Linked DNA regions of Mus musculus: region 2 is linked to region 1. Evidence: chromatin loops called from intact Hi-C (ENCODE). Cell type or tissue: heart. All regions are shown on one strand. Each heading gives the region's core, and the rest is flanking DNA. Links, peaks and the distances in the headings are about the cores only. Region 1 holds the start of Nhp2 (NHP2 ribonucleoprotein). Region 2 holds the start of 0610009B22Rik (RIKEN cDNA 0610009B22 gene).

Evidence for each region. Hi-C counts contacts between places; a loop is a spot of excess contacts. Peaks named below come from ENCODE experiments on the same cell type or tissue, not always from the same donor. Only the 100,000 strongest peaks of a DNase experiment are listed, where the experiment ranks them.
Region 2: a loop joins it to region 1, with 9 times the contacts of the local background. A loop is called at or near these places in 41 of 42 quality-filtered maps.

The regions. Positions count from the first base shown.
Region 1 is chr11:51,608,600-51,624,904 of GRCm38, forward strand. Nhp2 (NHP2 ribonucleoprotein) reads left to right here and starts at 11,174. Exons shown (of 4, transcript NM_026631.4): 1 at 11,174-11,378; 2 at 11,483-11,552; 3 at 13,886-13,991; 4 at 14,493-15,119. The coding sequence starts at 11,219. The coding sequence ends at 14,618. It overlaps Rmnd5b (required for meiotic nuclear division 5 homolog B), which reads right to left. Exons shown (of 10, transcript NM_025346.1): 8 at 15,876-15,978; 9 at 15,630-15,784; 10 at 15,074-15,547. The coding sequence ends at 15,484. In heart, for the core only: CTCF peaks have their summits at 7,227, 9,264 (motif pointing right) and 11,104; DNase peaks (open chromatin) are centred at 7,192, 9,312 and 11,052; H3K4me3 peaks cover 3,310 bases; H3K27ac peaks cover 3,079 bases.
Region 2 is chr11:51,673,148-51,689,452 of GRCm38, forward strand. 0610009B22Rik (RIKEN cDNA 0610009B22 gene) reads right to left here and starts at 15,487. Exons shown (of 2, transcript NM_025319.2): 1 at 15,401-15,487; 2 at 12,238-12,945. The coding sequence starts at 12,922. The coding sequence ends at 12,500. In heart, for the core only: a CTCF peak has its summit at 8,644 (motif pointing left); a DNase peak (open chromatin) is centred at 8,614; H3K4me3 peaks cover 504 bases.

The DNA.
Region 1 (16,305 bases), core at 5,250-13,249:
GACTCCTGAGCACTGAAAGGTGAGAAAGTGAGTGTTTTTCAAGACAGGACGTCTCTGTGTAGTCCTGGTTGTCCTGGAACTCATTCTATAGTACGGGCTGACCTCAAAGTCACAGAGATTTTATTTATTTATTTATTTATTTATTTATTTATTTATTTATTTATTTATTTATGTTTGGACTGGGTCTCACTGTGTATCTCATGCCCAGATTGTCCTTAATTTCCTAGGCAAGTCTCTGTCCAATCAGTCTGACAAGATTAGCTATCACTGACTTGCTAGGAAGCCTCTCACATACAACCATTTTCCTCTATTACCACCCTAGTCTTCCCCCAACAGCAATGAGGACCAGAGTTATGGCCACAAGAGTTGATGAGAAAAGCCACCCAAACAATGATGACAACTCAGGAAATGAGGCTCAAATCATTTAAGAATACAGAATCTAGGCAGCTAGCTCAGTCAGTAAAGAGAAAACATGAGGACCAGAGTACACATCCCAGGACCTTTGTAAAACAGCTGAGTGTGAAGTCCAGTGGGTGTGCTGGTGTAGGACTTTCAGAATCACAGCACTTGGGAAGCAGAGGCAGATGGAGCTCTCTAATCAACAGAAGCAAATTCCAGACCAGCTAGGATTACACAGCAAGACCTTGTCTCAGAAGAAGAGGAGGTGAGGAGCAGGAGGAGGAAGAAGAGGAAGAGGAGGAGAAAGAAAAGGAGAAAAAGGAGATAGGGTGGCAGCAGCTGGGTGTGTTTTGAGTATGTTGGGGCTGGAGAAATGGCTCAGCTGTTAAGAGCATGAATTGCTCTTACAGAGGATCACTTTCAATTTCCCAACCATCTGTAACTCCAGTTCCAGGGGATCTGATGCCTTTTTTCTGACTTCCTTGGGTGCCAAGAACATATGTGGTGCATAATATATATGCAGAGTAAACACTCGTGCACATAAAATAAAAATAAAAAAAGTTGAACATGGCAACACTTATCTCTGTCCCTACAGTGGTGAGAGTGGAGACAGGCAGGTCCCCAGAGCTCACTGGCCAGCCTCTAGCCAACCAATGAATGGGGGAACACCACACTCAGTGGAAGACTTTGTCTCAAAAGATAAGTTGGCAAAGGTGCTGAGAACAAAATTCAGTTGATTTGCCCTTTGCTGAACCACCAAAAGCAAACAAACAGGAAAAAGATAAGGTGGGGCACACTGGGGGAGACGCCCAGTCTTGCCCTCTCCCCTCCACACACAGACACTGGATGCACAGGTGCAAGTGCGCACAAAGAGCAGCCTCCAGACAGACCTGGGGGGCACACATTTTCTTACCTACAAGGATTCATTAGCACAGCTCTTTGTTTTTTGGTTTGGTTTGGTTTTTGGTTTTTCGAGACAGGGTTTCTCTGTGTAGCCCTGGCTGTCCTGGAACTCACTCTGTAGACCAGGCTGGCCTCGAACTCAGAAATCCACCTGCCTCTCAATTGCTGGGATTAAAGGCATGCATCACCACTGCCCAGAAATACTTTCAATGACATGAATTTTGACGATATCTTTGGGGAAGTGTTTCACAGCTCATAAAAATAGACACTGCAGGGGACTGGTGAGATGGCTCAGTGGTTAAGAGCACTGACTGTTCTTCTGACGGTCCTGAGTTCAAATCCCAGCAACCACATGGTGGCTCACAAACATCTGTAATGAGATCCGATGCCCTCTTCTGGTGTGTCAGAAGACAAGTGTATAATAATAAATAAATTTTTAAGAAAAAAAAAATGGGGGGCTGGAGAGATGGTTCAGAGGTTAAGAGCACTGACTGCTCTTCCAGAGGTCTAGAGTTCAATTCCCAGCAACCACATGGTGGCTTATAACCATCTTTAATGAAATCTGGTGCCGTCTTCTGGTCTTTAGGCATACATGCAGGAGAGATGCCTCAGTGGGTAAGAGCACCCGACTGCTCTTCCGAAGGTCAGAAGTTCAAATCCCAGCAACCACATGGTGGCTCACAACCATCCGTAACAAGATCTGACTCCCTCTTCTGGTGTGTCTGAAGACAGCTACAGTGTACTTACATATAATAAATAAATAAATCTTTAAAAAAAATGGACACTGCAATTATTGGTCCCTAAAAAGCATGTTTTGTAGAGCATGAGAGATGGCTCCGGGGATGAGAGTACTTGCTGCTGTTCCAGAGGACTTGGTTGGTTCCCAGCACCCACATTTTGTGGCTGATAACTATATTTAACACCAGCTCTAAGGGATCCTAAGCATCTAACCTCTGAGGGCTTAAATTCTGTACATACTCACATAAACATAATTTAAAACAATGGAAAATTAAACTTTTTAAGACTTTTTTTATTTTATCTACACATGACTTGTTTTGCTTACATGTTAGTGTGTGCAGCGAAAGGTGTCCGAACTGCTGAAACAGATGGTTGTTAGTCACCATACGGGTGCTGGGCAGTGAACTTGGGTCTTCTGGAAGAACAACAAATGCCAGTAATCATTGAACCATCTCCTCAGCTCCCAATAGAAATATATATATATATAGTGTATATAGTGTATATATAGTGTATATATATATATATATATATATATATATATATATATAATATGTATAGAAATATGTACATATATTTCTATGTATGTACATATATATTTCTCAATATATGTACATATTTCTGTATATATGTAAATATAAATAAATAAAAAAATAAGCTGGGCGTGGTAGCGCACGCCTTTAATCCCAGCACTTCAGAGGCAGAGGTAGGCTGATTTCTGAGTTCAAGGCCAGCCTGGTCTACAGAGTGAGTTCCAGGAGAGCCAGGGCTACACAGGAAAAACTCCGTCTTGAAAACAAGAGGGAGATGGAAAGATTTTTGCAGGGTGGTGGTGGGACTCTCTATGTATTCCTGGGTGGCCTGGGACTTGCTATGTAGACCAGGATAGTCTCAAAGGTATAAGCCTTTGCCTCCCTGGTTCTGGGACAAAAGGTTTGTGCCACCATAGCTGACTTCAGGTTTATCCTTAGGGAGCTAGAGAGAGAGCTTATCAGTTAAAAGCACTTGCTGCTCTTACAGAGGACCTGGATTTGGTTGCCAGCATCTACCTAGTGGCTTTAAAACATCTAATTCCAAGGAATCTGCTGCTCTCTTCCGCCCTCTGGTAGCACCAGGTATGAATGCAACACGCATTCATACACATAAAATGATCTTTTGATTTGTGTTTTGAGAAGCTGAGGTTACAGGCAGTTACCCACTTGGCAGGCAGTATGTACTTCTAATCACTGAGCCATCTCTCCAGCCCAGATAACTCAAGTTGATTCAGCCAGGCACCCCGACAACCCCTAGAAGGATCTTAGGATTCATGCTATTCAGCAATATATGTATGTAATCTGTACAGTCTCCAGCCTAGATCTGGGTGAGTCGCTCAGGAGTAAAGCACTTGCCTAGCGTGCTCAAGGCTGTAGCTTCAGGTAGGTTCTCTAGTCACTCCCACCCCCCAGACAAAGTCACATATAACCTAGGCCAGTCTCAACTTTTTATTTAGGGTCAGAATAACTATTAACTCCTGATCTTCCTGCCTCCACTTCCTAAGTGCTAGTATAACAGACAACACCAGTGTATGCCAGGGTGGAAATGTATGCAGAGCTAGAAATGTGTGCAGGGCCCCTACATACTAACAATATCCCCAGCCCATGAATTTATTAATTTTTCTCACCTTCTCTCTGCTTGTTTTGAGTTAATCTACAAGTTGATTCCACTGACAGTAATTCTTCAGTCTCTGTGCTACAATAATATGTACTGCACTGTGCCTACTCATTTGGGATCCCCTGCCCCTCAACAAGCACACACACACACTCACACACACACACACACTCACACACACACACACACTCACACACACACACACTCACACACACTCACACACACACTTACACACTTACACACTCACACACACTCACACTCACACACACTCACACACACACTCACACACACACACACTCACATACACACACACTCACACACACACTCACACACACACTCACACACACTCACACACACACTCACACACACTCACACACTCTCTCACACACACTCACACACACACTCACACACACACACACTCACACTCACACACACACACTCACTCACACACTTACACACACACTCACACACACACACACACACACACACACACACACTCACACACACACCAAGCTCCATCCAGAGGAGTCTTTGTGAAGAGATTGTCTCGTCAATACTCTGCGTGAAGACTCCTGACTGCTGGCTTCCCAGCATTCTCACCCTGACTTGAAGTGACAATAAGGAGACAGTTAGCTAAGGCCTCCAAACATTGGTGATCCCTGTGGCCAGGATCCCCTGTTCTGTGACTTGTGTTGCTTTCCACCCAGGTTAGACTCAGTAGGAGCTGGATGAACACATCGTGTATGTGCCTCTGAGGATGGGTCTCTTTTCTAAGTGACCATGCTACCTGCCTTATGAAGCCCAACATGTCTGAGCCACCATAGCTCATAGCCACTCGCCACTCCAGCTTTCATCTGTTTCTTTCCCAGAACGCACTAGAGCTAGATTGCTTCTCTATACCACAGAGTATTTCACCCACCTACTTTCTCCTTCTACTGAGGATTAAACTGTGGCCCTCAGAGTATGCTAAGGACCTTGGGCTGGAGATGTAGCTCAGCTGGGACAGAAGGCACCTCGCTTATGTAAAGCCTTGGGTTCAATCCCCAGCACTACACAAGTGAGCAGGTCTTTAATCCTAGCACTCTAGAGAGGGAGGCCAGAGGATCAGAAGTTCAAGAGCACCCTCTGCTACAAGTCCAGTTTGAGACCTGCCTAAGACACATGGAGGATACTGTGTATCTTCCCTATCACTTCCTCCCATTAGTGCAGGGGACCATGAAGAAGGAAACCCCTTCTGGGTTTTCAGGGTTCACAGTGGGCTTTCAGTAAAGGGGGGTTGAAACTGGGGAGATGGTTCAGTGGGCCAATGTTTACTGTGTAAGTGTGAGGGCCTACATTCAGATCTCTTGGGCAACTGCATAAGGCAGCCAAGGCAAGAGGCAGATCACTCTGAGTTCTGAGACCAACCTGGGCTAAATAGCAAGTTCTAGATTAGCCCGGGTTTCAAAACAGTAAGACTCTGTTTTGAAAACAAAACAAAACCAAAACAGATCTCTACATAAAAGCCAGGCACAAGGGGCTGGAGAGATGGCTCAGTGGTTAAGAGTACTAGCTGTTCTTCCAGAGGACCGGAGCTCAATTCCCAGCAACCACACGGCAGCTCAGAGCTGTCTATAACTCCAGTCCCAAAAGATCAGACACTTTCACTCAGACATACATGCAGGGAGAACACCAAATGCACATAAAAACAAATCTTACGCCGGGCGTGGTGGTGCTCGCCTTTAATCCCAGCACTCGGGAGGCAGAGACAGGCGGATTTCTGAGTTTGAGGCCAGCCTGGTCTACAGAGTGAGTTCCAGGACAGCCAAGGCTACACAGAGAAACCCTGTCTCGAAAAGAACAAAAAACAAAAATAAATCTTACAAACAAAAACAAAACAAAAAAGCCAGGCACAGCTGTACATGCTTGCAAATAGGGCAGAGAAAGGAAACTCTTAGGGCTTGTTATCCAGCCAGTCTAGCTGAAACAGTGGGGTGGAAAGCGGTGGAGGACATCCGGGGCTGACCGCTGGGTCCAACATGCGTGTGCTCACTTGAATATGTGTATACACGCCACAAGATAAACAAGCAAGCAAAGAAACTAAAAGAAAGTTTCCAATCTGTCAGCCTTTAACGCATGGCTCCAAGCGCCTGTCTTATGTAATGCCATGACAGGCCACCAGAGAGAATGAGGCATTTTGAGGAAAAAGCAGAAACCAAGCAAATGGGTCCTTACCAATGCTTCCAATAGGAGGAGAGACCCAGGCAGCATTCTGAAGAAGTCATCTAAACCATGACAAATAAGAAGGGAGGGATGCAGGGAGAGGAAACCGCTGGAGCAAAGGCTCCAAGCTGAGAAAAGAGACCATTGTTCTCCAAGGGACACACAGGGATGGATCAGTGTGGGACTGCAGGGAAACAGGGGCTTTCATGTCCTGGCATGGGGTTCAGACAGCACAAACCGGAAGTCAGCACACACAACTAGAGTGGCAGTTCCAGGGGAGGCATAGAAAGGAGGGAATGAGTCTTCAAGGAGAGCGAGTTAGCCAGAACTCTGCATATAACTAAGGACCCCAACTCTACACACTGATGCAGAGGGTACAGGCAGACTGGGGCAGGAACCACACAGCGGAGGGACGGACTGGGGCAGGCTAGCCATCCCCAGCGCAGAGGGCAGGGAAGGCGAAAGGAAGGGAGGAAACCAACCACGATACCCCAGCTGGAGCACCCCTGGATGCCTTGCCACCCAGCGCCAAGGTGTCTCCTAGTCCCCTGATGCCAGCTTCTTGTAACTACAGAAGAGTAAAAGAGATGATTCATTTCTTGGGCTAAAGGAAATAGCTCCGTGGTTAAGAGCACAAATTCTCTCGAAGAGACTGCTACTGCTCTTCCAGAGGTCCTGAGTTCAGTTCCCAGCAACCACACGGTGGCTCAAAACCACCTGTAATGGGATCTAATGGCCTCTTCTGGTATGTCTGAAGACAGCTACAGTGTACTTTGAAATGTAACAAGTGCTTGTGATACCAAGGGAGTCTGAAGGCCAGCCTGCACAACATGTGCTCTCCCATGCAGCCTTCTGACCCTTCTGGCACACGTAAAGGAAATGATTCCTTTTTGGCAAATGAGAACCGGTTTCACAAGTTCTTGACGAATGCTTGCTTTTATCTAACTGCCAGGAATCCGCAGGTTGAGCTCATTCCTGAATATTCGGACTGCCTTTTGCCTTTTAGAGTTTGGAGAATTGGAGTTCCTCTGGGCCTGACAAACATAAATCTTTAAAAGAGAAAGAGATACTCCGTTTCAAAAATAAAGTCCAACCTTCTCTTTGGTAAACTCAGCAAAGGGGACAAAAGGGAGGCCAAATAAGTAAAGACAGCAGCCTCCCTGGCCGTTGTCCCCCCCAGCTGCACCAGAGCAGTCTTTTTGCTCTGATCATACCCTCGAGGCTTCTGGGTCCTCGTCCCTTAGCGGCGTGAAAGCCAGAGTCCAGGAACAACACCAGTTCCGCCCTTCCACCACCCAGCCCAGAAACCGGAAGAGGCGGGGAGAGGACAACCTACTGTCTGTCCCTCCTCCCTGCACAGCGGAGGGAAAACCAAAGCGGGTTTGCTCACCTCTGCACAGTCACCGAGCAAGCCAGCGCTCCCAAGCACAACAAGTGGCAGGGACAGGGTGCAAGAAAGTGGGGAGATTTGGGGTGTCGGTCAGTGGACGCTCAGTCTCCAGTCAACCCAAGAAAACTGCCAGACCCTATCTCCTGCTTCTTGAATTCTGGAGGCTGACTGAAGCCTCTTTCTGTGTCTACACCCTTCTGGGGAACTAGTCAGACTGCTTCTCTACTAGGAAGGCGGGACCTGGTTTACCCAGCAAAATAAAACACTGTTACTTTACCACCTTCTTATGTGGCCAAGAATGAAGCCAGATCCTCCTGTTTTAGGATTACAGGTGCAAGTCACCATATCCAGCTTTGTTTTTTTTTTTTTTTTTCTGGGACTTGAACCCAGAGCTTTGTCCATGCAAGCAAGCAGCCTACTGACCCAGCTCAACCCCATCTTAATTTTTTTTTTTTCTAAAGATTTACTGCGGGGCATGGTGGCGCACGCCTTTAATCCCAGCACTCGGGAGGCAGAGGCAGGCGGATTTCTGAGTTCGAGGCCAGCCTGGCCTACAAAGTGAGTTCCAGGACAGCCAGGGCTACACAGAGAAACCCTATCTCGAAAACCATTAAAAAAAAAAAAAAGAGTTGTCTTGATCATGGTGTCTGTTCACATATACCTACAAACATATGTATACAATACACATATACATATTATACAGACATATAGACAGACATATATACATATATACATATATACATTTGGTGGAGGAAGCAGAGCCCCTCAAACCACAGTTTATTCCTTCTCTCTGGCAATTTATACCTCCTTAGACAAAAGTTCTTTATAAAATTACCTCAAAGATGAAATGTTACATAAAAGGGGAGTTACAGAAGGATGTCGATAGTTCAAAGCAGTGCTTCATTCCATAAGCTCATTATGAGTTTAAAGCAACAGTGTCACATGGTCTTGCTTTATCATAGTGCACCCCTGTGGCTTCATCCTTGGACCTGACCTATAATCAGTGTTTTTCCTTGATCAGAAATCTGACCCAAGCCTATATTTCTCTTCTTAGTGAAACTTATGCAAGCTCACTGTATTCCTTATTATGCAGCCTTTACTTACTACTCAATGAGGAGGGGGCATTTTGGTTTTTTGAGACAGTGTTTCTCTGTATACCTCTGGCTGTCCTGGAACTCACTCTGTAGACCAGGCTGGCCTTGAACTCAGAAATCCACCTGCCTCTGCCTCCTGAGAGCTGGGATTAAAGGCGTGTGCCACCACGCCCGGCTTCACATTTTACTCTTGATTCTAACTTTATTACACCTTTCTGGCAAAACAATTAAAGCCATCTCCTTAAACTTTCTTCCTAAAATGATTTGAATCAAATCAACAACTCTATAAAGTCATTAATTCCTCTAAATAGCATTAATTCATGAAAGTTCACCTTCATGTTGATCTGTAGGAAATTTGAGCAAAAGGGTGGGCTAATACCCAGGAATCATTAAGCGATGTAATAGTGACAGAAAAGTCATATCGGCAGCAAGAAGCAACTGGGGCTGTGCCTCTCTGGCCATCTCAGCCGTGCAGAATGGTGAGCCATCTCCAGGAAACTCATTTGCTTGCCTTTTCTTTTTGATTTATTTATTTATTATATGTAAGTACACTGTAGCTGTCCTCAGATACTTCAGAAGAGGGCATCAGATTTTGTTACGGATGGTTGTGAGCCACCATGTGGTTGCTGGGATCTGAACTCGGGACCTTCGGAAGAGCAGTCGGAGCTCTTAACCACTGAGCCATCTCGCCAGCCCTTGCTTGCCTTTTCTAAATGGCTTCTGTCATATTTAAACCTTCTTAACCATATATCTATGGAATTTCTATTTAGTACTTTTGGATTAAGGTGGGCCTCAGGTAACTAATGCCACACAGAAAACAAAACCCACCGTTGATTGAGTCCACCCTGCAAACAGGGAGATGCCAGCCACAGCTAGCGGTAACTTCAGGGCTTTCCAGAAGGTGGCGATATAACAAAGGTAGTAGATTAGGACAGAAGCTGCCAGACCTCCTCCTCCTCCACCACCACCTCGAAAGTTCTGGGGAAGATGGAAGGCTGGGACCATCAAAGCTTGGGCAGTGGAGGAGCCACCTTTCTCCCCTGTCATAATATATAGGTATCCTCCTAACCCCTGTCATAATGTATGGGTATGTGCAGACCTAACATCAGAAGACAGGTGAGTCTCAGAAGTCACCCTCTCTGTCTCTCTAAACTAGGTCTCCCTCAGATTCAAATCAGCTGGCAAATATTAAGCATTTGCTGTTTAAATACTTGATTTCCCCACCATTTAGTAATCGCTTACTGAGACACATCCAGGCCTCCCTACAACCTAAAAAAGAGAGATGATTTCAATCTTTACTAGGCTACCCAGTGCTCCTTCCTCCAACAGCCTTCCCTGGTTCTGTCTTTCTTGGCAATTCAGAGAATGTATCCCAATCTGACATATCCTGGTCCTCTTGCTGCTGTCCAAGTGATGGCTTTTAGTGGCTGGAAATCATACTCAACTATCTCACAGGTCTCATAGTTGTCAATCAGGGATAGGTAAGTTCTGTGTCCTTCACAAAACACAGATCTAAATGTGGGCCTGATTTTTGGCATCTGGCACTCAGGATCCTCCTTCATATTCACCCTTACCAGCTTCAGTCCCTCTACGTCACAGAGCTGAGGTCCCCGTTTCCTGTTGCTCCAGGGTTCTCATTAGCTAGCTGGACTCTTCATCCAGCACATGTCACCTTCCTTCCTACCTTTCTGGTTTTTCAGATTTGCTTTTAACATTTAAGAACTTTTGATTGATTTATTTCCTGTGTGTGAGTGTGTTGCCTGAAAGCACATCTGTGCAGCACATGCACTCCTGAGGCCCTTGCAGATTAGACATTTCAGATCCCCTGGAACTGGAGTGGGTTTTTTTGTTTGTTTGTTTGTGTTTTTTTGTTTGTTTGGGGGGGGTTGGTTTTTGTTTTTTGGTTTTTATTCAAGACAGGGTTTCTCTGTATAGCCCTGGCTGTCCTGGAACTCACTCTGTAGACCAGGCTGGCTTTGAACTCATAAATCCACCTGCCTTTGCCTCCCAAGTGCTGGGATTAAAGGCATGCGCCACCACTGCCCGGCCTCTTTTTTTTCTTTTTTCTTTGCGGTTTTTTTTTTTTTTTTTTTTGGAGACTGTTTCTGTGTAATCCTGGCTGTCCTGAAACTCGATCTGTAGAACAGGCTAGCCTTGAATTCAGAGTTCCTCCTGCCTCTGCCTCCCAAATGCTGAGAGTAAAGGTATGCACCACTACTGCCCAGCGGAAGTCACTATGTAGACCAGGCTGACCTTACTGCCCAGCGGAAGTCACTATGTAGACCAGGCTGACCTGATCCACCTGCCCCTGCCTCCCCACTGCTGGGATCAAAGGTGTGCGGTTTATAGTTTGTGCAACAGGATCTAGGAGGGGGAAAAGAAAATATGAAAAAACTTTCAGGTGCGCCAGGCTTTACCTAACCAGCAGCAGCAGGTCACAAGGCAGGTCACAAGGAGCTCAGGGGACACAATCCCGTTGTGTATTTTCCTTCCACCCGCTCTTCAATCTCTCCGGGCCCCGCCTCTTTCCCTTTGGGCTCCGCCTCTTTCCCTTTGGGCCCCACCTCTCGGCCCCAGGCCCCGCCCCTTTCCCTCTGGAAACCCGGTTCTAAATTCGGCCTCCCTGGGATTCCCGCGGTGAAAATCCAAATCCCGTGCTTAGATTGACCTTTAACTCCGCCCCCATATCCAAAATCCCGCCCCTAGAGATCTACTTAGAGATTGGTCGGTGTAGAATATTTAGTTTCCCAATTGGTCACAGGGTAGAGCCACTTGAAAACCCGGAAGTGATGTCGGAGGCGGCGGCCGCGTGGTTCCTCTATGCCGGGACGGAGTTGTAGTTGCTAAGATGACCAAAGTAAAGGCCGCTCCCGAAGAGTCCGAGGCGCAGGCGGAGGGCTGCAGCGAGGAGCGCACGTACAAAGAGCTGCTGGTCAATCTGAACCCCATCGCGCAGCCCCTGGCTTCCCGCCGCCTGACGCGCAAGCTCTACAAGTGCATCAAGAAGGGTGAGGCGGGCGCGTGGCGATCGCGGTCCGGGACCGGTGACTTGGGCGGCCCGGGGTCGAGCCTCGTGAGCGAGGTGTCGGCTCACGCTTCTCTCTCTTTGTAGCTGTGAAGCAGAAGCAGATTCGTCGCGGGGTGAAGGAGGTTCAGAAATTTGTCAACAAGGGCGAGAAAGGGTAAGAACCCGGCTTCCTCTGGTTTTTAAGTTTTGTGTGGTTTTTATTTTTATATTCCAGTGCCGGGGATTGAACCTAGGGCCTTGTGCACGGTACACAAGTACTACGGCACTAAGTTTGGCTTATTAACTGGTTAAGAAGAAATTCCACCTACTCAATAAAGGTGAAGTTGACCAACCAGTCTAGCAGTCAACTCCCTTCACTACCAGTAAATGGAACTCCCAGTAAATGACAGGGAAGAGAATAGGAATCCAGCCCGTGTAAACTAGAGTCCTGATCATTCACTCTGTAGAACGGCACAACTTTTTCAGGCTCTAGGCAACGTGCTATATGTAGAGAGACATTTTCCCAAGTAGGGCAGGGGAGAATGCGGGCTAGCTTCCGAAGTATAGCTAGTTCAAGGCCGTCGTGGTCTATGGACAGGTCTCAAAACAAACAAAACTCCCAAAAGGAGAAAATGATAAGCCAGTGATAGGCCTTTAATCCCATCAGAGGCAGATCTCTTAAGTTTTCAGCCATGACTATGTATAGAGACCCTGTCTCAAAACAACAAAGGAAGAGAATGAATGAATGAAGGTTTATTTGGGGTGAGGGGGTGGAATCCTGAGAAGAGTAGGCTCTTGGACAGGGCAGTGTAGTGGCACTTACACAATGTAAGTGGTTACTCCTTTTAAGTGTATGACTGTTTTGCCTGCGTGTATATGTTGGTGCATCACTGGTGCCCTTGGCAACCAGAAGGCAAGGTGTAAGGTCTCCTTGGACTGGAGTTAGAAATGGCCATGCACCCCCAGAAATGGCTATGCATCCCCGTATGCCGGCTCTCCAGCCCTCCTGGGCTTTCTTTTTTTTTTTTTTTTGAGACAGGATTTCTCTGTGTAGCCCTGTCTGTCCTGGAACTCATTTTGTAGACCAGGCTGGCCTCAAACTCAGAAATCCGCCTGCCTCTGCCTCCGGAGTGTTGGAATTAAAGGCGTGCCCCACCATGCCCGGTTTTGTTTGTTGTTGTTGTTGTTGTTGTTTTCTTTTTCCCCCTCGTGGGCTTTCTAAGGTAGGTTTAGTGTTCTCAGAACAGAGTGCAAGCTGAGGCGTGACATCGAGGGAAGAATTAGGAGAGGCAAGTCAGACTTAGTAAGCTGTTATGGCCCAAGGCAGGTGATGGGCAGGAGCTACAGCTGAGGGATTTGAGAGACGGTGACATATAATGACTTTGCATGCTAGTTTGGGCTGTAGTGTGTGACTGCAGACAGACAGTGGAGGAAAGCCAGGTTTGTGTGAAAACATCTGAAGTGTGGTTTTTAGATACCTTTTATTACGTGTGGGTGCCTACTTGCATGTGTATGGACACATGTGCATCTGGTACCCATGTGAACACCAGCGGACAACTTGGAGAGCTGATTCTCTTCTGCCATTCAGGCCCCTGGGATTGAACTCAGGTGGCCAGGCTTGGCAGTGAGTGTCTTTACCCTCTGAGGCGTCCTGAGTTGACATGGAAAATGCCTTGGACATGCTCTGCTTAGCTATTCTACAGGCAGATGTTTTGGTAGGGCAGATGGGGGCTGGTAGCTTCAGGTGGCCCCTGGCACCATGATAGGTCAGGAAGGCAAGGAGAAAGGGACCACAAAGAAGGACAGCAAAGGAACAAGTGGAAAGGACCAGCCTTGTGCCAAAGGGAACGGAGTATGCAAACAGATGTCTACCACCCTTACACCGGGCAGATCTTCAGGACTTCTGGGTCTGGTACACTGACAGCTCTCAGCCATGGTTGAGGGCCCTGGCAAGCTTTCTCTTGGGACAGAGTCTGTGTGTTACTCAAACACTTAGGTGTGATCCCTGCCAGTCCTCTCAGCTTTGTTCTCTGACACCCCCCCCCCACCACACACACACACACTAGTTATCTATTGCAGAAGGCAACCAGCCCTTCAGTACCACCCTTGGCCTTATTCTGTCCCCACACCTGCCATTCTGGAATCATCATGGCACTCAAGTCTCTGTTCAAGGGTCATCTCCTGGTTGGAACATAACTGACTCTAAGGAGAGCCGAGTTCCTATTTCGTGGTATTTCTCCTGTACCTCATCTGTCCCAGCACTTCACCTCTAGTCACATTCGGTGGCATTTACATGCTGTCAAGTAGAGACCATGTCCCCAGAGGAATGCATTTGCCAAACATGACTTTGTACTCCTTTCAGAAGTTGAAGGCTAGTGTGGGGGTCCTTGGTTGGGGTGGGGCATTTTCTTGGACTCTGCCCTCACAGCCAGGCTGGAGATAGCTCTTAGAACTGAAAGGGAAAGAGACGGAGCAAAGGAGAACTGATGGTGCCTTCTCTTGTTGCAGGATCATGGTTTTGGCAGGAGATACATTGCCGATTGAGGTGTACTGCCATCTTCCAGTTCTGTGCGAGGACCAGAACTTGCCCTACGTCTACATCCCCTCTAAGACGGTGAGAAGCGCATGCCCACCCTGCCCCATTCCCATCTTGGCCCTAGGGAGGCTGTTTGAGGAATTATCTCAGGTGTTGGAATTCTTAGGTCTGGGTGGCTTGTTTTTCTTTTTGAGATGGCATCTCAGCTAGGACTAAAGTACATAGCACATGGCTGGCAGGCTTCCTTCCTGTAAGATGGGGATCGTCTGTATGCTAAGAATATTTGAACACGTGTAAAGGGTGTCAGAGACTTATATAACAGAGGTGAATATTTGAACATGTGTGAAGGGTGTCAGAGACTTTATATAACAGAGGTACTGCCCTGCCTACAGGGATACCCTCATAGGCCATGTGGGAATATTCAGTATTGGCTTGGAGGACCATGGCTTGAGAGCTTAGTGTACATGATGGCAAACAACTGAAGTATTTTTAAATGTAATGTTTACCAACGGGACATGGCTGCGTGCCAGGTTAGGGCTGTGACTCCTGTTCCCAGCAGCTCTCTTCTCTCCTGTGTAGGACTTGGGTGCAGCCACAGGCTCCAAGCGTCCCACTTGTGTGATCATGGTGAAGCCCCATGAAGAATATCAGGAGACCTACGACAAGTGCCTGGAGGAGGTGCAGGCACTGCCTACACCTCTGTGAGAGACTTGGGCTGCAACCCAGCCCCTTTCCAAGAGATCTGGCTGGCTGCAGGCAGCTGCCCACCCTAACAGCATCTCCCCGATTTCTTGCTGTGTGAGTCTTCCCAGGCAGCTCCAGCAGTGTTGGAGGTGGAGCCTGCATCTCTGCCATCTCCTCCTGAGCTTTGATGAAGACAGTTCCAAGAATGTGGGATAGAAGTAAATGCTAAGGCGAAAACGTGGCAAGTGTGTGGGTGTTCTTGAAGTTGGCAGGAGGAGCAAAAGCAGCCTTTCAGCACAGAGCCTCAAGGGTGTACCTGGCAAATGTTCTGCACTGGCTCTACAGCCCACCCGTCTTCATTTCCCACTCTAGGACAGTTGGGGTGAGGAGATGAGGCATCAAGGCCCAAACCCCACTTCACACACCTCCAAGAGTGATACGCATATATATACACACAAGACCATGCAATCATTGGTAAGGAGAAGGGCTATGAATATATTTGCTCAAAGTTATAAAACAGCATTCAGTTCTAACGGGTTATTTACAGTGGAGAATGAATGGGTAGATACAGTTGAGACTGTACAGTAGGAAGTGGGCCACAGCTGGAAACCCCTTTGATGCCAGGAGTAGAAAGATGTCTGCATTTGATGACCAAGACCTTTGCTGCTCCGTCAGGGGCAAGTGTAAACAGAATGCAGGAACAGAGTAGCCAGTCCCCCTAGAAGGTAAGGAAGCATAGGCTGCTGGTTCACAGCCTTCCCTGGCCTCTGCCTAGGCAGGTTGGGTCTCTTGGTAATGCTGGTCTGAGAGGCATCACAGTCTGCTGAAGCCAGTCCCTCCACAAAGGCCCATGGGTGGATTACACCTTCTAGAATGTTCCTTGGAATCAGAATATGATGCGTTTCCCATCTGCTGGATTCTGTTCCATGGGACAGTAGGGACACTTTAGCCTGCAAGGAAAGGCAAAGGCAAGAGCGTCTCAGGGCTGGCCAGGAAAGCCAGGCCAGGATGGAAACAGGCAGGGCAACTTACTTTCCTCCATTGATGAGTTTGTTGAGTGCATCTCTGGAGATGACGTGGCCACAGATGAGCTTGATGGGGGGGTTGGAATCTGAGGTCTGCTGTCGCAGGATAGGGCATGCAAACACTGAGTGGTACCAGCACTTCATGCCCAGCTCTATCTCAATCTGGGGGCAGCAGAGGCTGAGTTAAGTTCTTGTCTGAGCCGTGTGCCCAGCACCTGCTTCTTGGGGTACCTCCCCAGCAGCCTGCTCTTACCGGCAACTCATCCTTGTGACTCCACACCCCAGTGCACTGCCTCTGTTCGATCACAGCTTTAATGTTCATCAGCACGGGCAGCGCCACACAGCCAGACGCGAAGCTGAGGAACAGAGCAGAGACTGACGCAGCTGGGATCACACACAGGCCCAGCACACGGTCCCAGATAGGACTGGGGACAAAAATTTTCAAGTGGGATAAAGTCAGATTGGCCCTTGAGAATACAAAAGTGCTTATGTATGTGTGTGGACCACATGCATGGCTGTGGAGTGTCGGCTCTCCTGGAGCTAGCTAATAAGAGAGTTTCCATGTGGGTGCTGGGAGCCAAACTCAGGCCCTGAGCAAGAACAAGCACTGTTAACCCTGAGTCATCTCCGCTGCTCCTAAAAAGCCACTAGCAATGTACATAGATAGGTATGTTGAACTCTCT
Region 2 (16,305 bases), core at 4,484-12,483, 64 kb after region 1:
GAACTTGCTATGGAGGCAGGCTAGTTTCAGACCTGCAGCCGTTTTTCTGCTCCTGACTCCTGGATACTGGAATTACAGTTCTGAGCCACCACACATGTCTAGTTCTCTTTTAGAACTTTTCCTTTTGAGACAGGCTCTTACCCAGGCTGGCCTTGAACTTATGCGGTAGCCCATAACTCAGGCAAGCCTTGAGTTTTCCACTCCGCTGCCTCCGCACATGGTAAGTCTTCTCCACTAGGCCTGACTCTAAAGAAAATGTTGTGTTGCTTCCTCCGGGCTCCTGAGGGCTTAACTGATCATTTTAATTTATACTCAGGGCCTGCTGCGCGCCAGGGCACCTGGATGACTCAAGGCCTCCACTGGCACCAGGGAAGGAGACGGCTGTTATTCAGTTCCCTTACACTCCTGCACTGTAGGCTTTGGGTCTGCTCCAGGCCAGGCGGTGGGGGTGTGGGCTGTGGGGTAGTTTATCCCAGTTTTGTCTCCAGCCAAGCAAAACCACCAGAAGTGAGCTTGGCTTCTTCATCACGTTATTTCTTTCCAGTTGGCAAAAGCCTCCAGGGCACCTGTAGCTTCAGGAACCTGCATCATATCTTTGGAATCTCTCCTTCCCCACCCATCTCTCTCACTACCTCCTCCCCCTTCCTCACCCCCTCCCCGTTCCTCCTCCCGCCTCATTCCTCCTGTACCCCCCACCCCTGCCACTCTGGCTGGCCTCAAATTTGCTCAAATTTGATATGTTGCTGAGAATAACTTGAAACATCTGATTCTCCTTCTGGCTCCCAGGCCTTTCCTGAAATTGTAAAGTTGTGTCTCCATGTCCAGATTCCTGTAGTGCTGGGAATTGAACCAGAGCTTCCTGCACACCGAGCAAATCCTCTGCCTCCATACCACTCGTGCTATAGCCTCCTCAACCTTCCCTCGTCCCTTCCCTCATTGCCTTCCCTCAAGTCTTCTCTTTGGTAGAGTTTTTTGGTTTGTAGCCCAGGCTAGCAATCGACCTGCCGTAGCCTTCCAAGCACTGGGGTTAGGGTCCTGTGCCACCATCATGTGTGGCTTGGAATTAAAAAAGAAAAGGAACTCTAACACTGTTACTCTCACAAAGCACAGTTGTCCGGAAGCAGCTGGCAAGCGTAGCTGTCTGTACACTCCAGGGGCTGCTGCTTCCCTTCCCAGGAGTTACAGTCAGCCCGTGTGGGTGTAAACCTGGAAGTTACTATTACATTAGTGATGGCGTGAGACGGAGATTGTAAACACATTTCTAATCTATGAGAACAAGACAACAACAATCCTTGCCATCAAGTAATACAAATGAATACCATAGGATTTATTTTTGAATTTTATTTTTTATTTTATGTGTATGGGTGTTCTGCCTACATGAATGTCCAGATACCACACATGTGCAGTGTTCAAAGAGGCCGGAAGAGGACATGGGATCCCCTGGGACAGGGGTTGGAGAGACACCTCATTGGATGACAGCACTGACTGCTCTTTCAGAGGCTTCAGTTCCCAGCACTCAAATGGCAGCTGACAGCCACCTGTAACTCCAGTCCTGGTGGACACTATTTGGTTTCAGACCCCGGACAGACAAGGGGCTAAGGTGCATATTTCACATATTAAAGCAGACCTGGCCTCCAGGTTCTCCCAGCATCCCTCAGTCCCTGTTACAGGTATGGCTGGCATACCCCACACTCTGCCCTGAATTCTCCAGCCCAGGAACTGGACTGCCTTGCCCCTAGAGGCTCTTCCTGAATAATCCAGCCATTTTGGTTACCTGCCCCCATCTCTTTTTTTTTTTTTTTAACCTTTCACCCTCTTGGATGCTGGACTTGGTCCCCCCCCCCTTCCCCTCCCTTCTCTCTTCACATGACTCAGGGTCACATCCACTCTGGCCTCCCCCAGATGTCTCTGTCTCTGGTTCTGCTCTCCCTTTTATCTACAGTAAACCTTCTCCTCTTCCATACCTAGGGGCAGTCATGGCCTTTCCTTTTTTACTTCTTGTTTTCATTCACAGGACAGCCAGGGCTGTTACACAGAGAAGCCCAGTCTCAAAGGAATCCATCCATCCATCCATACATACATACATACATACATACATACACACATATACAAACAATAACAAAATGCCACCTGGGTGTAGTAGTATATACCTATAATCTTGGCACTTGGGAGGGGAAGGCAGAAGAATCAGGAGTTAAGAGCCAGCCTGGGCTATATGAGACCATGTCTCAAAGATAAAAAGAATAGGACAAGCCAGGCATGGTGGCACACGCCTTTAATCCTAGCACTCGGGAGTCAGAGGCAGGCAGATTTCTGAGTTCGAGGCCAGCCTGGTCTACAAAGTAAGTTCTAGGACAGCCAGGGCTATAGAGAGAAACCCTGTTTCGAAAAACCAAAAAAAAAAAAAAAAACCAAACAGGACAGCAACACTCTGTACATTTGTACATTTTTCTTTTTTATTATTGTTTTAAACTTTTCACTTTATTTTTAATTATTTTTCTGTGTGTGGGTACATGAGTGCAGGTACCTGCTGAGACTGGAAGAGGACCCAGATCCTCTGGAGCCAGGAGTGACAGGTGGTTCTGAGCTGTCAGATGTGGGTGCTGGGAACTGAACTCAAGTAGCCCAAGCCCCGTCTGTCCGTAGTCCTGTTGTCTGTGGCACACTTGGACTCTCTCTTGGTCCATCTCCATGTGATACCTGCAGTTCACCTCTGTAGCTGTAGCTGGCATCTTCTGCTCCCTGGGGTCTCCATGACAGCTTAAGCCATACCTTCACTCTATGTACAGTGCACTCAGAAACTCCACGGAGAGAAACCAGGTCCTGATGCCGATTGCCTGGTCTCAGTAGCTTTCTGAATTCTCTTCATAAGTCTTTAGGATCCCTTAATTCATCTCTGGAACACACACACACACACACACACACACACACACACACACATATACATATATAACACACATATATAACTTTAAATATATATATGCACATATGTATATGTATATGTAGATGTAGATGTAGATGTATATGATGTATATATATATGTATATTTGGGCTAGACTTAAACTCACAGAGATCCACTTGCCTCTGCTTCCCCAGTATTGAGCGAATAAATTCGGGCACTACCACCACCAGTGTACTTCCTTACTGTTTTGCATTATGCATTTCTGCAGAACAACAATAACCATATAGATAACACTGTGTTCTGCTGTCAGCTCAGGTGTAGCCTGGTTGCTTAGACCTCAGAGTACTCTCCTAACTCAACTCAGGGAAACATTTCTCAAAGTGGCCGTGCTTGGCAAAATGCCCTGGAGGCTCTCTTTGTTAAAGCACTTTTCAAATGACTCTTCACTGTTATATTCTGGAGCTGTCTGTGGGTGGGGTCCTGCCCTCAAGGCACCTTCTCAACTATAGGCCCAATACAAATTGGAGGCTTCTCCTTAATTGTGCTAATTTCTTTAATAACCACAGCTCTTGTCTCCTCTGTCTACAGCTTTAACATGTGCTTTAACATTTCCTCATCAAATTACATTTTCACATCTTTCTTCTCCTCTCTGATTTCTCACTATAAATTTCACTAAACACAGGGAGAAGTAACCATACTACAGCCTGAATGTTATCTTGAAATGTCCTCTGTCAAGTCATTACTCTATGTGCATGTGTGTGCTCAGACTCACGTGTGCATGGTGTATGTGTATGCTGTGTATGGTGTGTGTGTGGAAGCCGTCCTGTGCATGTGTGAGGGCCAGAGAAGAGTGTCAAGTATCCTCTACCTCTTCCAGCCTTACTCTTTTGAGTTAGGGTCTCTCCAGCAATGGGGAGCTCATCTGGTTTTAGCTAGGCTGGCAGCCAGTGAGAACCAAGGATCCTCCTCTCTCCCTGCTAAGTGCTGGGGTTTTAGGCATGTATGGGATTATCCCCAGCTTCATATGTAAGTACTGGAATCTGAACCTTGGTCTCATACATGAGCAGCAATCACTCCTAGAACCACTCAGCAATCTCTCCATCTCCATATTCTGGCACGTTTTTTCTTATCTATCTATCTATCTATCTATCTATCTATCTATCTATCTATCTATCTATCTATCTACAGACATGGTTTCTCTGTGTAGCCCTGGCTGTCCTGGAACTGGTTCTGTAGACTAGGCTGACCTCAAACTCACAGAGATCCGCCTGCCTCTGACTTTCAAGTGTTGGGATTAAAGGTGTGCACCATCACTGCCCAGCAGTCCATTATTTTTTAAATCAGCCTGGTTGAAGGTTGGTTTTTTGGTTTTTTGGTTTTTGTTTTTGGTTTTTGTTTTTGTTTTTTTTTTTTTTTTTTTTTTGTTTTTTGAGACAGGGTTTCTCTGTATAGCCCTGGCTGTCCTGGAACTCACTTTGTAGACCAGGCTGGCCTCAAACTCAGAAATCCACCTGCCTCTGCCTATTGCTGGGATTAAAGGCGTGCGCCACCACCGCCCAGCCTATTATTACGTTTCTTATTGCTGTGACATGATATCTAAACAGAAACAGCTCAGAGAAAGTAAGTGTTGGGGCTCATGGTTTGAGAGAGTACAGTCCACTGCAGGGAAAGCCTGTGTTTAGGGCAGTGACACCCGTGGTACCTATCAGGTAGCTAGGCTAGGAAGTAGTGAGATTGCAGATTAGGTAGAGTTGGGCCATAAAGACGTAAAGCTGTCTCTCTTCCACTTCTTCCAGCTTGGCCCTACTTCCTCAAGTCTCCCAAAACTGTGGGGGAATATTTCCTATGCAAACCACAAATATAAACACACACACACACACACACACACACACACACACATACACACACACACACACACACACACACGGCAGTTCTGCATTTTGCAGGGTGTGGTAATTTGAACAAGAATGTCCCCCTCCCCCCGCCACCACCATAAACTCATGTGATTAACTACTCTTTCTGCTGTGTGGGGAGGATTAGAAAGTGTGGCCCTGTTGGAGGCAGTTGGGGACAAGTTTAGACATTTCAAAAGATTCATGCCATTCCCATTGTGCCTTTCTCTGCCTCCTGCTAGTGGATGGAGATGTGAGCTCTCAGCTGTTGCTTCAGCCACCTGTCACCATGCCTTTGCTCTGCCACTGTAGACTCTAACCTTCTGGAACCGTAAGCCCAATTAACGCTTTGTTTCCTAAGATGCCTTGGTCATGTTGTCTCACCACAGCAATAGAAAGGTAACCAAGATACCTGACAACTTTACCCAGGCCCCATGTCTCCTCCTTTTGCCCCATTCTTGTCTCTGGTCCATTTGAACTACTGCAACACATTTCCAAGTGTCTGGCCGCTCCCAGGTTGGTCAATCCTGAGCAGCTTTTCTCACTTGCCACCAGCCCTCATTAACCCAGTACACAGCTCTAATCTGACCACTTTAAAGCTACCTATGGGAGGCAGAGGCAGGTGGATTTCTGAGTTTGATGCCAGCCTGGTCTATAAAGTGAGTTCCAGGACAGCCAGGGCTACACAGAGAAACCCTGTCTCGAAACAAACAAACAAACAAACAAACAAAACAAAACAAAAAAAGCTACCGATGGGGCAGACTGGGTTTTTCGTTTGTTTGGTTTTGTTTCTTGAGACAGAGTCTCTCTCTCTCTAGCTTTGGCTGTTCTGGAACTCACTATGAAGATGAAACTAACCTTGAGCCCACAGACATCTCCTGTCTTTGTCTGGGAGGGGATATGTTTTGACCTGGTTGGACTCAGAGTCCCCAGGTAGACATTCTAGACCTCAGGCCATGGCGCCTCACCATCACTTTCTCTCCTTATGTACCTTTCTCATTCTCTCCTAGTTCAGGGAGCACTGCATGGCTCCTCTGAATGTCCCCTGGGTCTGGTCTCCTTGTCTTTCTGTTCTCTCTATGAGTTAAGTCAGTTTTCTGTTGCTATGACAGAATACCTGAGAGAATCAAGGTATGAGGAGGAAAGGTTTTCTTGGGCTCATGGTTTCATAGACTTTGGTCTGTGGTTGTGTGGCTCTGTGGCATTGGGTCTGTTGTGACAAGGAACATGAAGTTGGGAAGTTATGGGAAAACAAAAATGTTCATCTCCTGGAAGCCGGGTAGGAGAAGGTCTGGGGATGCAATGAGACAGAAATGGTGCACCCATCTCCCCAGTGGTACTGGGTACTGTTAAAATCTGTTAAAATTGGGCTGCTGAGCCGGGCGTGGTGGTGCACGCCTTTAATCCCAGCACTTGGGAGGCAGAGGCAGGCAGATTTCCAAGTTCGAGGCCATCCTGGTCTACAAAGTGAGTTCCAGGACAGCCAAGATGCCAAGACTATACAGAGAAACTCTGTCTCGAAAAACCAAAAAAAAAAAAAAAAAAAAAAAAAATTGGGCTGCTGAGATGTCTCCCTGGGGTAAAGTGTTTGCCTCCAGGTCTGACAACATACCTTCAAGCCCAGAACCCATGTGATAGCACCGGTTCCTGCAAGCTCTCTTCTGACCTCCTCACACTCACTGTGACACGAAGACCCAGATTCAAATTCAAGCATCCACATGGCAGCTCACAGCCACCTGCAGCTCCAGCTTCTGGGAATCCTCGGTTTCTCTGAGGGCACTGCACACAGGTGGTCCACAGACATGCATTCAGGCAGAACCCTCAGACAGATAAATCAAAACCTCCAAAAAATGTCTTTTAAACTACTCTTGCAAATAATAGTGAAGGAAATCAAAGGGAAGAAAGCAAACAAGGAAAGAAAGATCAACACCACATCAGGCAGGTGTGGGGCACATATCTGTCATCCCAGGACCGGATGAGGTAGGAGAATGTTAAGTTCCAAGATCACCCAGAAAACAAACAAAACATTCTGGGTGGCTAAGTGCTTGTCTAACCTGCAAGAGGCCCAATTCAATAGAGAAATCAACACAGAAATACAGAAAAATGTAAAACCGCCTGAGGTGAGTTCAGGGCCTCCCTCTCGCTTCCTTTCCGCGTCTTGACAGTTCTTTCACTGCAGCTGCCTCCAGGGGCCACCTGCCTCCAGGCTCTGTGTCTGCTCCTCTCTCCCTTGCACAGGCTTAACTCCAAGAATCACAGGAGCATGGATTCCTAGAGGCCATCTGATCCACTTCTTTCCTATAGGGAAGGTCTGTTACACTTCTGACCCCAGGGCCAGGGTAGAGCCCAGGCCTTGAGTCTCCACTCCAGCCAGGAACGAGAGACCTTTCCGTTAGAACTCATAGCAACCTTGTTTTGGAGATTCTTCTTCAAAGCTGCACAGAAGCCATATTGTTATCTTTGCTTATTATTATTTTAATCAGTTACCATTAGCACCCCACACTCCACTCCCATTCTCTTCTTTCTTTATACTCCCCACTTTGAGATAGGGTCTCCTGTATACCAGGCTGTCCTTACATTCTCTGTGTAGCTGAGGATGGCCATTTTGACCCTCCATCCTTCTGTTTCCCAAGTGCTAGGATTACACACAGACTAGTGCCACCACACCTAGTCTGTTGGATCGACTTGGATGAATGCTAGGCAGGCTCTCTACCAACTGCACTGCACTCCCTAGCCCTGCTGTTAACCTAACTAGTGTGTCTAGTTTATAACTTAGAAGTATCCTAGCTGAACAGGAGAGAAACAAGTCTATGTGGCGCTTAGTACTATTAAGCACTATCCGTGGTTTCAGGAACCTGCTGGGGGAGCCAAGTATGTTCATGACTGAAACCCCCCAATCCGAGATGTTGAAACAGGGTTATAAAACAAGAACCCTTTATAAGACAAAAGCATGATGGTTTGTTGAGTAAAAGTGGCTGCTGCTAGTCTGACTACCTGAGTTTAATCCCAGGAACTCACATAGTGGAAGAAGAGAGCCAACTCTACCAAGTGTTTACTCGTAGGCAGTATAACACAGCATAATTTAAAAAAAGGTGGGTGATGCCGGGCGTGGTGGCGCACGCCTTTAATCCCAGAGGGAGGCAGAGGCAGGCAGATTTCTGAGTTCAAGGCCAGCCTGGTCTACAGAGTGAGTTCCAGGACAGCCAGGGCTACACAGAGAAACCCTGTCTTGAAAAACAAAACAAACAAACAAAAACAAAACAAAAACAAAAGGTGGGTGATGCCCAAGGAGCACTCCAGCTTCTGCACATACATGAACATGCACGCACACACACATACTCCCACAAAATTAGTGAGAAAACAATAAAGGAATCTCCTAGGGGGCAGCGGGCAGGAGTTAGAACACAGTCCCCACTGATAAGGGGAGGTTGTTAATAGAAATTCGAATCCATTACTTCTTTTGCTTTCGTTTTGGTGCTGGGAAATCTAACCCAGGCCTTTACGCCTTTGAGGCAAGCTCTCTACCGCAGAGGAAAGACCCAGGACCCAGCAGGACCTTTTCTGAAGCTGGCGGGAACCTGGACAGCCAGAGCAGCTTAGCTTCTCAGCCTTGCGGTAGACGTGCTGCGGTGGTAAATTTCTCGAGTGATTATAGGTGTGCAGCAGGAGACATGCACTTTCATAATTTTAAAGAACAGTGTTGTTTGCTTAATCCGTCTGAGACTGCTTATGGCCAAGCCAACAATTTAATAAGTAGACACAGCAAAGAACTTGTCAGCATTTGGCTGTGAAGACTTCCCAGCTCCCAGCAAGTCAGTTGTGGGTCAATGAGTGGACAGCGCCCCCTGCAGGAAAACACTTAGCAGCAAGTTGATTGCAAAGTACAGTTTCTGTAGCAGCAAAGCTGGGATGTCCACATCCTCTGCCTCTTGCTTTTGACTGTATTTTGTGTTGTATCCTTGAGTCCCATAATGCATAGTTCTCTAGAAGGCAATATTTGTGTTCACAGAGCCCAGGCAGACATCGTTAGCACTAGAATCCTGCCCTTTCATGTTCCACAGGAGTCTCAGCCAGCGAGAGTCCTGACTGCATTGCATGCAAGTAACAACAAGACAGGTCTCGGATGTGATGAGCATGCAGTCAGAGATGGGAAGGAGCTGCCTCGACCTGACCGCGAGCGCCTGTGTGGGGACCTGGCACCCTGACGGTTAGGTTAACTGGACACCTCATGTAACTGCTGTGGTCATCTAGCAAGGCAGGTATATGATCCCCACAGTGTGCCTGAAGAGCAGAGGTCAGTTCAGTGACTGGTCAGGTGACTCGTGGGTCAGGAAGGGCCACAGTGGGTGCTCAGGTCTGCCTGCTTTTTGTGTTTTCTTTCTTTCTTTCTTTCTTTCTTTCTTTCTTTCTTTCTTTCTTTCTTTCTTTCTTTCTTTCTTTCTTTTTGTTTTTTTGTTTTGTTTTTTTTTTTTTGTTTTTTGAGACAGGGTTTCTCTGTATAGCCCTGGCTGTCCTGGAACTCACTTTGTAGACCAGGCTGGCCTCGAACTCAGAAATCTGCCTGCCTCTGCCTCCTGAGTGCTTTGTGTTTTATTTCTTGATAAATTTTTGTGGTGTACTTATGCAGACCGAGTGGTCCAGGCCTTTTGACTAGGGAGGCAGAGTGGCTATGGAATCTACTCAGTCTCTTTCTTGCTTGAAGGCTCTCCATCACCAAATCTTAGCTTTGTTTCTGGGAAGGGGATATACATGTGTTAACATTTGGTTGTCATAGCTCTGTTTCTCTGTGTAGCCCTGGCTATCCTGGAACTCTCTGTAGACTAGGCTGACCGTCAACTCAGAGATCTACCTGTCTCTGCCTCCTGAGTGCTGGAATCAAAGGCGTGCATCACCACCACCCAGGTGTGATGATATTTTTATGCAATTTATTTTATACTCTGTTATTCATGAACGGATCCATGGGCTAGAAGATGGCTAAGAATTAAGAGCACTAGCTTCTCTCCCAGAGGACCCACATTTTTCCTAGCACCTACAAGGAGGCTCACAATTGTTTGATCCAGTCCCATGGATCTGATGCTCTTTTGGCCTCAGTGGGGACCAGGCATACACATGGTACATAGATATACATGCAGACAAAACACCACATGCATAAAAAGTAATGACCATAATGGAAAAGGAAATGAAGTTAAAATGTTTTGAATGATGCTGAGGTCTCACTGTGTTGCCCAGGCTAGTCTTTTTTTTTTTTTTTTTTTTTTTTTTCAGGCTAGTCTTAAATTCAAACATCTCTGCTACCCTGTCTCTCAAGAAGCTGGAACTACCAGGCACTGCCCTGCCTGCTCTAGACCTAGTTTGTCAAATCATATTGTCAAGTATTTATCCTTTCTCTGGTTTCCTCTTAAACATGTTCAATAGTGGGTGAGAAGCTGGATACCTATCATGAAAAAACTATTCTATAAGAAACTCTCTTAAAAACAAAGCAAGAGGGCTGGTGAGATGGCTCAGTGGGTAAGAGCACCTGACTGCTCTTCCGAAGGTCCGAAGTTCAAATCCCAGCAACCACATGGTGGCTCACAACCATCCGTAATGAGATCTGACTCCCTCTTCTGGAGGGTCTGAAGACAGCTACAGTATACTTACATATAATAAATAAATAAATAAATCTTTAAAAAAAACAAAACACACAAAGCAAGAAGCCGGGCATGGTGACACACGCCTTTAATCCCAGCCTCCTTGTAGGTGCTAGGAAAAATGTGGGTCCTCTGGGAGAGAAGCAGAGGCAGGCGGATTTCTGAGTTCGAGGCCAGCCTGGTCTACAAAGTGAGTTCCAGGACAGCCAGGGCTATACAGAGAAACCCTGTCTCGAAAAACAAAACAAAACAAAAAAATGTTCAATAGTTTTCACTTGTCACAAGAAAGAATACACTATACCACCAAAACAGTATATACTGTAAAAAAGGATGCTTTTCATTAGAAAAAAACTTTTTTTGCAGTATTAGGGGACAGAAGCTGGGGTCTCATGCACGAATAGTAGGCAAGTATTCGACCACTGAGCTGAGTCTTGTACCAAAGTACAAGACTTTGTTTTTTGCAGACAGTTTCTCTTTGTTGCTCTGGCTATTGTGGAACTCTGTAGACCAGGCTGGCTTTGACCTCACAGATCTGCCTGGCTCTGCCTCCGGAGTGCTGGGATTAAAGGCATGTGCCATCATGCTGGCTCCAGTCTTTTTCAAAAAATTTCTTTTCCTTTAAAATTTTCTCAAGACAGGGTTTTTTTGTGTAGCCTTGGGAGTCCCAGTGCTTGCTCTGTAGACCAGGCTGGACTCACCTTGTAGAGATCTACCTACCTCTGCCTTCCAAATAAGTGCTGTTAAAGGTATGTGCCGAAGCCCAGTAAATTATGCTCAATGTTTACATGCATGAGCATCTGTTGGCATGTATGTATATGTCTGGTGGCCCAGGAGTCCAGAAAAGGATCTCGGATCTGGAACTGAAGTTATAGATGGTTATGAACCATCATGCAGGTGTTGGGACTCAAAACCAGGTCCTCTTATAAAGCAACAAGTGCTCCTAACCACTGAGCCATCTCTTCAGCTCTATCTATCTACCTATCTACCTGTCTGTCTGTCTGTCTGTCTGTATTCTGGTGTTTTCTTTTAATCTTTTAAAAAAGATTTGTTTATGTATATGAGTACACTGTCGTTCTCTTCAGACACAGCAGAAGAGGGTACCAGATTCATTAGATGGTTGTGAGCCACCATGTGGTTGCTGGGAATTGAATTCAGGACCTCTGGAAGAGCAGTCAGTGCTCTTAACCACTGAGCAATCTCTCCAGCCCTTATGGTTTTTTGAGACAGGATCTCATTATATAGCCCTGACTGGTCTGGAACTATGTAGCCACGCTGGTCTTGAATGAACAGAAATCCACCTGCCTCTGCATCTGAAGTGTTGGGATTAAAGTCATGTACTCTCAAACCTAGCTTGCTTTCTGGGGATGGGGGCGTCGGGGTGGAGGGGGGAGGCAGGACAGGGTCTTTCTACATACCTCTGAATGTCCTGGAACTCATTGTGTGCCTGAGTGCTGGGCTTACCTTTAACTATGTATACTGGTGTGTGTCTGCATCGCAACGCACCTAGTGCAGAGCAGATGGTTGTAACCTGCCTGATGTGGGTGCTCTGGAAGAACAGAACATGCTCTTAACCACAGAGCCACCCCAGCATTAGTTTCTGAACCTTTACATTATAACTTCATCTCAGGAAGGGGCTGGAGAGGGGGCTTTACTGGTTTGACAGTTGTTCTTGCAGGTTTGATTGGCAACACCCACACGGGGACTTCCTAACCATCAGTAGGCCCAATTCCTGGGGATCCCATGCCCTCTCTGATCCCTTAGTCATGAAGATGGTAAGAACATGTATGCAGGAAAAGCATTCATACACATAAAAGGAATCTAAGATTTTTTAATTCTCTTAATCAAAAAGTTATAGGCTTATTGATTTTGAAATAAAATATTAAATTAGTGATAATTGTTCACAGGTAACTACTAGTAGTGATAACATGAAAAGATGAGATTTTTAAATAGAAGAGAAATTTCATGATATACAGGTAAGCTGAGACATAAAGAGTTTGCTAGGCTACTTTATCAAGTAATTTACAATACATCCACTGCTGAGCACACCCCACTGTGATTCTGAAGTTTTTCTGCATTTAGTTTAAAAGATGTTTCTTCCCAAGAAACTGAACTTTTCTTTCGAATGCACTCGATCGAATAGGAGAATTGGGTTCATAAAAGGGATTCATGGCAAATTTGATGTATAAGTCGTAGACGTCAGTGAAGAAGTTCTTGATGCCATCCTCGTGCCTCACGTCATGCAGCATGATGAGCCGCATGTGCCCAGCCGTGACGAACGCCGAGACGAACCACTCATTGAATTTGTCCACAGTTTTTAAGTACATGTTGTTGGAGAGCCACATGTTTTCGTCGACGAGGTCCAGAGCAGCATGAGCTATGAACTGGTTCAGATGACGGTGTTCATCTTTAGATTCTGCTTTCCCAGCTGGCAAAAATTCCATTTCAAAAACCGGATTATCATGGTGGCCAACAATTACGAAGTAGAAGCTCCCAGACATTGTCTTCTGTCTATATGTGGCTCCTAGAGTCAGACACCAGCAAATGAACCCCAAGTCAGTTCATGAAATTCTTATTTTTGAGACAGGGTCTCACTCTGTAGCCCAGGTTAGCCTTGAAACCCAATCCTTTCTACCTTAGTCTCATAACTGCTGGTATTACAGGCATTAGCCACCACACCTAGCTATATTTATTAACATTTTACCCCTCCCCACTGATTTAAAATGATAGAGCTACCATACACTAAATTTGCATTCATATTTCCCACATCTTTGGGTTTTTTTTTTGGTCCTATTTATGAAATAAAGGGAAAGCTGCTTAGCATCTGGATAATTTCGATAGGTTCAGAAAATGAACCTGGCAAAAACCTACCATCTTTCCATTGATTGAAAAAAAATAATACAAAAAGAGGGAATCCCCCCTCCACACACACACACACACAGGGTTTGAGAGGGAATTTCTTAAACTGAAAAAAAAAAAAAAAAAAGGACATCACCATCAACAAATCCAAAATACTTTTTACAGTTACTGTCAAAGACTACCAGGGCAGTGGTAGCTTACACCCGATCCCAGCACTGGGAGAGACTGGGGCAGGAAGACTCTCAGGGATTTGCGGCCACCACCTGGGCTACATAGTGAGTTTCAGCCAGCCTGGGCTAAAGTCTGAGATGCTGTCTTTAAAAACAAAACAACAACATCCTACAAACTAAAAGCTTTTTTCTTAAAACCAGAAACAAGGAAAGATCACAACTCCATCCTTTGGCTAAAGTTTAGGAATGCAGAAAGTATACCTCCCTTCTACCACTTCTATTGAGTACTTTACTGGAGATAGCAGGCAGGGAAACAAAGTTAATGGGAAGAATTAAAAAAAAAAAATCACTACATTGGGGGGTGGGGACAGCCCCAGCACCAGGGAGGCAGAGGCAGGCAAGTTCCTGTGCGTTCAAGGCCAGTCTGGTCTACAGATCTAGTTCCAGGACAGCCAGGGATACACAGAAAAACTGTTTCAAAAGCTAAACCAAAACAAAGAAATAAAAAGCATTTGGACTATGAAGTCCAAACTATTTGAAGATGATATAATCTTATACATAAAATGTCCTATGGAACCATGTAAGGGCAGACTTAGCAAGGCAACAGGAAACAAGATCAATAGAGAAACAAATGGGTTTCTATAGACCAGCAGCTAGTTCCAGAGTGATAAAAAAAAAAAAAAAAAAAACAAAAACCAAAAACCAAAAAACCCAGGATAAGGGACTATCGTTTAAGAGACACGTCATAAAATAAAAACTATAGCTTTAGGAATTTAATCAAGGCTTTCAGTGGAGGTCTTGGTGGTTAAGATCATTGGTTGCTCTTTCAGAGGACCTAAGTTTCCACTAAAAATTTCCGAAGAATTAAAGAATCTCACCTATTCTTGAAAACAAGTAAATAATGGCTGCTGGTTCAGGGGACTCGTTTTTCCTCATTGGTGTATCCACCATTAAATTGTGTATGCTCCATAAATAAACCCCTACCCATAAATACCCAAGTTAAACTCAGTGGGTACACACGCATGCTCAGTCCAGAACTCAGTAGGCAGAGGCTAGAGGATCTGTGAGTTCAAAGCTAGCTTGTTCTGCAAAGCAAGTTCCAGGACAGTCAGGGCTACAGAAAGAGACTCTGTCACAAGAAGAAAGAAGACAGGAGGAGGAGGAGGAGATGATCAACTTCACAAAGTTGTCCTCTCTTACACATGTACCATATAGCAAGCAGGCACTCCCATGATGTGTCACATACATCCACAATAATAATAATTTTAAAAAATGTATAGATATGAAAATAGAAGGGAAAGGGGGTTCAGTGGGTGTGGGATGAGAGGGTGACAAGGGCTGAAAACCACATTAAAACACATGGATGAACCTGCCAAAGGATAACTAAAGATACTAGGATGGACTGTCATCCTTGCTTTGGGGCTATTAAAGATGGCGATACATCTATTTACCCACAGATTCATTTACAACACGATGACAGAGTCCATTAAATAAACCCGTACATTTTGCTATTTTATTTTGTTATTAACCTTTTTTAAAAAATAAAATAAAAGGTCTTATGAAGCCCAGACTGGCCTACAAGTATCAGAAAATGGCTTGAATTCCTTACCCTAGCTCCCCCTTTCCAGTGCTGCGATTATCTTACACTGCCCCTCTTTAACTGTTTATTTCTGGTGCTGGGGACCAAATCCCAAACCTCCAGGTGCTAGGCAAGGGCTCTGCCCCTGAGCCACAAATCCCAAGGAAAACTCAAAGTACGCACCCACGAAAGTGACTGAACTGTATGTGCCCAGCCTCCCTGGACGGCCCCCACTTTCCCAGTCTCTAGCTCCCGACTTTTTGCTTTGGGCAGGGTCTTGCTGTCCTACAGCACTTGAGGCAATCCCTCCGGGCTCCTGAGCGCTGGGATCACAGGCGAGTGCGGGATTTTGACAACTATAAATACCTCACCTAAGCCGACTTCCCTCTAGTTCAGGGGCAGACAAGCTCAAAGAGGAAAGCAGGTCAGCCGGCCATCACACACACTCAACGTCCACCCCGCGGGGTAGCTCCGCCCACCGACTAGCCGAGACTGCTCACTGCGCATGCGTACATGTTCCCGCCTCTCCGGGAAGGACTGAGCGGCCTGCGCCGGCTGCCGACCTGACGCAAGTGACGGAAGACTGAGCATGCTCAGTAACGCGCTAAGCCCGTCCCCAGCCCCGGTCCGGCCGCCATCTTGGATCAGGGCAGCTCAGTCGACCGGGCATGCGCACATGCGTCTCTGAGCAAGGCTGCGCTAAGGGTTTTGTCCGCCATCTTGGGTCAAGGCCTCATGGGACGTCGGGGTCCCCGCGGGCCTCCTCTGGCTCTTAGAGCAATCCTTGCCTTCACCGCACGCGTACTTGCTTATGTTGTCACTGACGTTCGCCTGGAGGTGTAGAGACCGGAAGCCTGGCGGGAGATGTGGACCAGACTGCCAAGTGAGGCGGAGCTTTTAACTACAAGAATGCCAGAAAGCAAAATGGAGGTTGCAGCACCGGGCGCTTGTGTCCAGACGGTGCTGGCCGTATGCGTGGGCGGAAATGCGTAATGGGAGGGTGGTTTAGGGCGCAAATCACTGGTGTTAGGTGCTGTTAATCATCAAGGACTCTGCTCTTTCAAGTGTATGTCTGCATTGTTCACAGGTTTTCCTTATGTGTTTATTATAGTGAGACTTATCTAGCGTTGGCGTCCTGAATTCCTTCTTCCCTTAAACAGACATTTCGAAGCTACTTTGGCTAAAAATCATTGACTTCTCTCTGGGGCCACAGAGTGACTAAAGATAAAGTTTGGCATTTCTGTTTTCGTTTTGTGTTTGCTAGAAACATAAACAA